Linked DNA regions of Homo sapiens: region 1 is linked to region 2. Evidence: chromatin contacts called from ENCODE Hi-C or POLR2A ChIA-PET data. All regions are on one chromosome and are shown on one strand. Each heading gives the region's core, a stretch centred on a gene start or an enhancer-like site at or near the end of the contact. The rest is flanking DNA. Distances are from core to core; before and after follow the strand shown. Region 1 holds the start of EPB41L2 (erythrocyte membrane protein band 4.1 like 2). Region 2 has its middle 150 kb from the start of TMEM200A.

The links. A loop is a pair of places that touch in the nucleus more often than their neighbours do. ChIA-PET counts read pairs that join two places held with the same protein, here RNA polymerase II (POLR2A). Pooled maps may share reads with other maps.
Region 1: a pooled map shows a loop between it and region 2 (6-fold over the local background). The contact joins the promoter of EPB41L2 here to the enhancer-like site in region 2. A Hi-C loop is called at or near these places in 1 of 37 single-sample maps with no recorded cell type and 8 of 50 pooled maps. POLR2A ChIA-PET finds 5 or more read pairs at or near these places in 1 of 52 experiments (activated T-cell).

Annotation. Positions count from the first base shown.
Region 1 is chr6:131,061,760-131,066,195 of GRCh38, forward strand. It overlaps EPB41L2 (erythrocyte membrane protein band 4.1 like 2), which reads right to left and starts at 1,486. Exons shown (of 20, transcript NM_001431.4): 1 at 1,396-1,486. LOC105378004 (a long non-coding RNA gene) reads left to right here and starts at 1,644. Exons shown (of 3, transcript XR_942993.3): 1 at 1,644-1,857. RefSeq lists silencers at 943-1,042, 1,383-1,722.
Region 2 is chr6:130,512,083-130,515,983 of GRCh38, forward strand. No RefSeq gene overlaps it. Among named protein-coding and RNA genes, the nearest start is that of TMEM200A, 150 kb to the left of the region's middle. RefSeq lists an enhancer at 1,905-2,054. Within about 2 kb of position 1,814, at least 8 of the 41 ENCODE cell types and tissues checked have a DNase peak (open chromatin) inside an H3K27ac peak, as active enhancers do.

The DNA of each region.
Region 1 (4,436 bases), core at 236-2,735, 550 kb after region 2:
TCAACAGCGTTATAAAGAGACCAGATAAATAATGTATTCCGTTGAAAAAAACAATAAAAACGTAGGGTGGGGGAGGAAATAAAGACTGAAAAACTGAGGGGAAAACCGCGAAAGTCGTTTTTTTAAAACAGCTTAAATAACAGTAACAAGAGGAACAAGACGCCTGGCACACACATGCCATTTCAGAGGCAAGAAGTTCAAGAAACTGGGGAAAGATGTGATTCAGAAAAGCGAAAATATAGCCACAGCTCCTCTAGATTCCACCTTCTCTCCCATCCACCCAGGGATCTTAAAATTAAGGGCAGCTGTGGTGTTGATGGGGCAATTCAATGAAAGACTACCCGGGTCCGTAGGGAGGGCTCCATACGCAGACCCCTCCCCAAAATAATAGACTCTAGGCAGTAGTTCTTCTCACCAAACCTCATTTTATTTATACATATATATAAAAAAAAAAACTTGACCTCAGGGGAGGTGAGCGATCTAGAGAAGCATAACTGATGTCCCACCACAGACCTCAGGCTGCTGGGGGCAGCGTCTGCGCCTGGGGATGGCGTCCCCAGACGCCGACTTCAACCCTGTCGCGCTCCTTTAGGTTCTCCTCGCCCTTCCCCGCTGCTCACCTAAAAATGCTCCCAACCCTCGGCCCCCAGGCGCAGGAGGAGAAAAAACAAGCCATCTGTGGTGAGATGGCCTGGGTGTGGGAATTGTAAGGATCGGAGCACGAAACACGCGTCCCTCTCCGCAGCTCCCAGACGGCGCAGGCGGCAGCTGGGGGCGCGGACGCGAGCCTACAGCGGGCCCGACCCGCACCGCGCGTGGGGCTGGCGCGCCGCCCTCGCCCGGCTTCCCGCAGTCCCCACGCGCGCGGCCGGCCCGCGCTTCCCCTCCTAAAACCTTCCTCCTGAAGGGCGACGCCGCGGCCGACCCCCTCCCCGCGGGGGGGATGGAGCCGGATTTTTCCCGCTGTTGCTCCACGGGGCCCGGACGCGTGACCTGAGCCCACGGCACCCCGGGGGGGACGGCGTCCTCCCCGTGCCCCCGCCTTTCCTGGCTCCGCCGGGACGCGGCCCCGGTCCCCCGGAAGAGGGAAGAGGGGGACCGCGGGGAGCAGCGAAGCCGGGATCCGGCCCGGAGCAACAGGACCCGGACCCCCGGGCAAGAATCGGGTCGGGCAGAGACCGGGAAGGAAAGGAGAGAGGGAGCCGCAGAAAATCCCAAAGCCGGGCCCCCTCTCCCCGCCCCCCATCCCGGTGGGACCGTCCCGCCACCGCTTCCTGCCCGGAATCAGCTTCCCAGCTGCAGCCAGAGGAAAAATCTGAGCCGCCCCTGCAACCCCACACTGACCAGTCGCCCGGCCCGTGCAGCCCCGCACGCCTCCTTACCCCGACGCCGTACCTCAGGAGCTCGCTCGCCGCGGGACCCGTCCCTCTTCAGTCCCAGCCGCCGGCAGCCGCGCCTGCCTCCTCCCTCCGCTAGGTTTCAAATTGAAATTCCCTGACTGGGGCCGTCAGAGGACTCTGAGGGCCGGCCCCGCCCCCTCGCGGCGGAAGCCCCTCCCGCGACCCCGCCGGACGAGCCCCCGGCGCGGAAACCCCCGCGGGCGGTCCCGCCCCCGACGCCCAGGCCCCGCCCCTGCGCGGGCGGGGGACCTTTCCCGCGGGATTCGGCAAGCGCGGCCGCGGAGACCCGGGGGTGGAGGACGTCTTTCGCCCTCAGGGCAGCCCGGATGACAGCTAATGCGCCTGGGCAAGGCGTTCTCAACTGCGATTCCCGGCCTTAAATGTCCTCTCAACTTTTAAAAGTTATTTATTCAAAGTGCATTTGCTGACTAAACCTTCACTGAGCGCCTTCCTAGAGGTAAACACTGGAGCAGAGCCTGGAGATGCAGAATAAGGAAAACTGGGTCTCCCTCAGTCTAGAGTGGAAAAAGTGCTTTCACAGGAAGGGCATTGAAAAGGAACCATTTATTCTTCCTGTGGGAGGGACAGGAGGGGTTGGGGAAACCCCGTGGAGGAAAGGCCTCCCCAGAGTAAGTAGGATTTCTCTGGGCAGAGGCCTGGGAATCTGGATTGCAGAGCATGACCACGGGTGAAGAAGAGTCTGGAAAAAACCTAGTTTGGGGCTAAATTGTGGAAAGCCACAAGCACACACACGCTACCCTTCTGGTTCTTTTCTTTTGTACAATGAGGTCAATATGTTTCAGATTCAATATATTTCATCTTTTGAAGGTTTGCACGTCAAGCTGGTGTCAAACAACGTGTCCAGCTCACTGCCTCCAGCATCTGCCTCACACGCACCTCTTATCCCTTTTACTCCTCCCACTTTTATTGAGGTCTTTAGTGATTCCACCACAGCCAAAGTCGTCTCCCTTTCTTTCCTAAACAGAACCTTTTCCAAAATTAACAATGTCAAATGAAACCTCAGTAACAATACCTTCCAGTTAACAAAATACATTCACATATTTTATCATCATTTGATCCTCACAATCACCCTATGAAAAAGGCAGGCACGTTTGAGCTCCATTACATCAAAAAGATTTGGGAAGATAAATTATTTGCCAAGGTCCTTCTAGTAAATAATACAAATAATAATAGTTAAGGTTGATTGTGTGCTTTATGTGCTAGGCATTGTTCTAAGTCCCTTACATGTATTAATTTAATCACAATCCCATATGCTAAGTATACAAGTTAAATTTTATAAGGTGTGCTAAAACAGAGCAGAAATCTGATTAGACAGCAATTCTGGTAAAGGAGACCTGGGAATTTAATGAGAAAATACTATTATTTTCTCATAATAAGAAATATGCAGCAGATTTACAACGAAACTAATGAAACAAACTTCGGGATCTCTCATTTTCACAAGCCTTGAAACTAACTTTATAATTTTGTATTTCATTTTGTGTTTTTTAAAGAGTCCCTAAAGTCATATAAGCTTTTGGGCCCATAAAACATTGAACCACCCTGATGGAGCCCCCTTTAAAATGCTAGTGCAAAATAACATAAATATAGGCATAGTTAATAAAATATAATGCCCTTCTCATAAGAAAGGATATGCTTACTATACTCTGCGTTGAAGTACATGAATCACTCCTATATGCCACCTCTTAAGAAGAAATTTTTCCCTCCAAAAGAAAATATTGATAAGCTAAATTATAACCATAAATGGGTGACCTTGAAAATGTGGGAACCAGCAAGATTTAGCCTAAAGAGATGATTAAAGGTGATAAAAAGGTTGTCAAATGTATAAAGGCTATTGTGTGAAAGAAGAATTGAACTCTGTTTTTGGACACAGCCTTACATAGCCCTGGCATTTTAATGGAATGGAACAGATTCAGTGAGGACCTAGCAGGAACTGAGGGCAGAAAAATCAAGTCCCAGAAGCTATAAGGAAGTGAAGAAAACTGATGGAAGTGGCATCATAGAGATTTAGCAAACAACAGGTGGTAGTCCAGACAACCAGGGAAGTCTAACAAGAAGAGAAGAGGGGTTTGAACAGAAAGAAGGACAAAGTCCTGGAATAGGTGACATCCAAAGACTCAGGCAGGCGGAAGCACTGTCAGGACTACCAGGCTGCAGTTCAAGGGCAGAATGTTAATCCCCAGGAAAACACTCTAGGTAGAACAAGATTGGGTCTTCCTGCTAGACACACTGTAGTAACAGGCAAAGGACTGACACAGAGAACAAGAGAAGAATATAGGTACTAGTCCTGAGAGCTACCACATCCAAATTTACCATAATAGCCTCAATCCTGGGCACTATGTGCAAGCAAAGTTAGTCTGGAAGTATGGACTAGAAATGTACCCAGGACCTCCTTAGTGCCCTTACTTACCAACTCACCCCCATAGGCGTGGCCTCTGGAAGAGCTTGATCTCACTATATCCATGAGTCATCATTTTATCTTTGTGCCTTCTGTGTGCCAAGCCCAAACCAGGTTGGAGTGGCTCTGGGTTGAGGACCTGCCCTTCCTTTACGTGGTCCACAGGCAGCAAGACCTGAAAATGCCCTCTCCTACTATTTCTAAGGCATTCTCAAGCTTCATCGTGAATTCATGCAATCCCAGTTCCACTGCCACAGCAACAAACATATCACACAAATGACTGCAGGAGTCACTCTGTCACCTGGCCAACTTTGGCTCAGTTTCAACTGGACTACAAGACCCTGCTTTAGTGACTTAAAACAACCATTTTATTGCTTGTGGTTCTTTGGGGCAGGAATTCAAGCAATGCTCAGCTGGGAGGCTCAACTGTGGATAAAGGATCTAAGATGGCTTCACTCACATGTCTGGCAGTTGGTGCTGCCTGTCAACTGGGGCACCTAATTTCTCCTCCACATGGACTCTCATCCTCCAGACTCTTTCTCTCTCTCCCTCTCTCTCTGTTTCTCTCTCTCTCCCTCTGTCTCCCTTTGTTTTCTGCACGCGCTCCCTCCCTCCATCCT
Region 2 (3,901 bases), core at 564-3,063:
AGAAATAACTTCAGGGAGAGACTAGTTAGCTGTTTTTTTAAGAACGTTATGTGGAGATTTCTTGATTGTGGTGATCGGGTCATGTTAACAGAGTCTTTTTCGATTCCATTTCTATTTAAAATAGATAGGCTAACCATAGAGACCAATTCTCAAAGTATAGTACCAATTAATTCGGTTTTATAGCACAATGCAGTGCAGTAAAAAGAATCTGACACAGCAAAATCTGCCTAATTAGAATCTGGGTCAGTTCATGTAGGAGTAGATTTTCTACCCTATATTTAAGAAAAGTCTTTTTAAAACATTTTTTACAATAGGCGTATTTTATCAGATTATATGTTCATTGTAATATTCAGGCCAGTTCCTTGATAACTGCAAGTTACTACTCCCATCTGAAAGTTTCCTATAATTTCTGCTTTGGTTAATTATTTTAATAAAATATTCTTAATAAATTATTAAGATCAATAACCTAACTCAGGGAACAATCATGGAAGGAGTCTAAGTATTCATCTAGTTCAACCCTCTCATTTTATAAATGAGGAAGCAGAGGTCCAAAGAGATTAAGTAAGTTGCTTCAGGCCATAGAGCTAGTCAGTGTCAGGGGCTACACTGGAATCTATAACTCTGATTGTCCAGTACATTGATTCCACTAATAATGTGGAATGTATATTAGAATGTAAATAAAATGTTTTCCTTGTAAACCATGAAATTAGAAGAGGAACAGCTGTGAGCATTGAATGAAATGATAAATGTAAAAACAGGTAGCACATTACCAAGTACTTGTGATGTACCCAGTAAAAGTTATTCATGCTCGTATGTCTTCCCTCTAATTAGAAAAGTTATGATGATACATTCCAGATATACTCAAGATTCTGTTTGAGAAGTGCTACCAGCACTAACGAGACTAGCACCTGTGTAACATTCCAAGATCCCATACCATTTCCCACCAAATTAACTTTAATTTAATATTTAATGTTTCAGTATATTTCTTTTTGATTTCTTTATAATTACATATGTACGTATCAAAAAACATTATATTATTTTATATGCTTTAAACCCTATATAACATGCTATTATGTATTTCGACAACTGCTCTTTTTTACATTCTGCATTATGTTTAGGGGATTTATTTAGGTTGATTTAATTACTTCTAGCTTATTCATTCCTTTTCATTGCTGTACAACATTCAGGTCCATGAAGATTCACAATGTAATCACCTGATCTTCTATTAATAGTCTTTTATAGGTAGTCTGCTACTTTTTCCATACAAACAATCCTGCCATAAACATTTGTGTATGTTTCCTTGTACATATGTGCAACAATTTCTCCAGGGTATAGTATTAAGAATGTAATTGCCAAGTTGAAGATATATGCATCTTCAACTTAGCTAAATATTGCCAAACTACTGTCCAAAGTTGGTTATGCCAATATAGATTCCCACTTGCAGTGTGTAAGAGATCCTGTTGATCTACATCTCTGCCAAGTCTTGGAATTGTCAGACTGACATTTTTAGCAATCTGAAGGGTGTGAGATTACATCTTATTGTGATTTTAGTTTTCATTTCCTTAGTTAATAGTGTTAACAAATCCACTGAAAAGGAAACAAAAATGTTTTAAATTAAAGAGACTTTGTTGCAGCAAGCAGTTTGCAAACCAGGGAGATGCAGCCTTCAGTACAAAACAGAGGTACACTCCGCCAGAACAAAGACAGAAGTTGCTTTTTATAGAGAAAGTTGTCACCCAGGTTTCCGCTTGTCTGCTGTGCAAATAAGGGGTGGCTGATTATTTGTTCTGATTGGTTGATGTTAAGATTTATCACAGGTTACAGTCTAGTGGTTAGGTCCAGGTGCCAGAATCTAGTGGTTAGGTCCAGGAACTTTCTGGCAGTGTTGATTGAGGCAGTGTAAACAGGAACAGATAGCTATGAGAGTCCCAAAGTTCCCCTAGCCTGTGGTTTTTCTGAGAATGCAGGATATGTGTGTGGTCTCTAGTCAGCAAATGGATACTTGGCTGCATTTTGAATTTAAGCCCAATTAGTCGCTCAGGATCCACCTTGAAGGATTGGCTGTTTTGGAGTTGACAACAGAAAGGATAACCAACTTTTCACATTTATTGGCCTTTAGTGTTTTCTTCTTTTTTGAATTGGCCACTGGTATTTGCTGCTCATTTTTAGTGGGTTACTTACATTTATTTCATATTGAGTTTTAGAAATTTTAAAGAGTTTATGGTCTGGTAATTACTCCTTTGTGGGGCCTAATGTGTGAAAATACCCTCTGCCAATTTATGCTTTGCCTTTGAGCTGTCTATGTTGTCTTTTGTTGTGAAGAAGTTTTAAATTTTAATATTTATTTGTCTTTATATTTGGGTATTTTTAAGAACCCATTTTCCATGTTAAGGTAACAGAAGTATTCTCTGACATCTATAAATATAAAATGTTTACTTTCCATATTTCTGCCTTTGGTCCACCTGGAATTCATTTGTGAACATTGGCTGGAGTAGGACTCCAAGTTATTTACCTCCTATTAAGTTAATACATCCTATTGAGATAGAACCCAATTTTTCCAGGACTATTTCTTGATTCATTTCCCCACTGCTCTGTAATGTGATATCTATGTAATTCTGTTCCTTGATTTAATTAATTCTATTTATTTGTTTATCCCTGCCCTAATACCATGCTGTCATGATTTCTGTAGTTTTATAATTAATATCTTAATCTCTCGTAGGGCTAGTCACCCTTTATTCTAGTTATAGTGTGAATGTTGACTTCTCATATTAACACAAGCAAAAGTTTCAGACATGTTTCAGACCTCATGAAAGACTGTCAGATAACTAGTCAGTACGGGGTTGTGGCAAAAGCATGGAGTACTGACTCAGGGACCATGAGAAGTGGTGCAATATTCACAAACGCTCTGGGGTTCAGTTTCCTCATCCTTAAAAATGAATTAACATGGATTGGCTTGTAAAAGTTGCTATTTTGAGATAGTGAGGGCAGGAAGGATGATGGAAAAGAGGAAGGTTTTTACAAAACAAGGAAGTACTCCATTTTAGGGGACCTCTCTGGGTAGGTATCTATAGCTAGAGAGGGCACAAATGGGCCTCTGGAAAGGACAGACCTGGCAGATCATGTTTAAAACATCTGCAGAGAAGCGCTTTCCAATTGGAATATAGATGGCTTACCTGGTGCTTAATGAGAAAGAATAGAATGTCTCCATGGATGGGCTATAGAGTGAGCTACTTAGCTGTAACATGAAACAGAGGTACAGCTATAAGAATCTAATGGTTTTGGAGGCCATAAGTTGAATTAAATATCTATACATTCTTGTGTTTATGCAGCTGGTCCTTGAGATTTCCTTTCCCTAGGAAAATAGCCATTGTACCTCACACAGCTGACAGTGTGTGTCTTATAAAACCCGACAGTGGGAGTGCCACCTACGCAATCCAAGGAAGGGAAGCACTTTGATCTTTATGATGCGGTGGTGGAGAGTATTAATAGCAAATGTGATTCCCCAGTTAGAACTTCCATGACAAATTTTACCATATATAGAAACTCTTGACCATCTTATTTTCTTAAGGTACTAATTGGTTTCTTTATTTTAAAGCTACAGAGCCCAGACCAATGTCGATACTGTTAACACCACTTTAACAGCCAGCTCTGTATCAACTCAGGGTTCCTACTGATGAGTAGAGAAAAATGAGACAGAATTTCCAGCAATGTGTATTAAAGACAACTGAAATTTAAAAGCCATTTTTGGCCTGGCATGGTGGCTCACGCCTGTAATCCCACACTTTGGGAGGCCAAGGCAAGTGGATCACTTGAGGTCAGGAGTTGGAGACCAGTCTAGCCAACATGGTGAAACCCCATCTCTACTGAAAATACAAAAAGTAGCTGGGCGTGGTGGTGCATG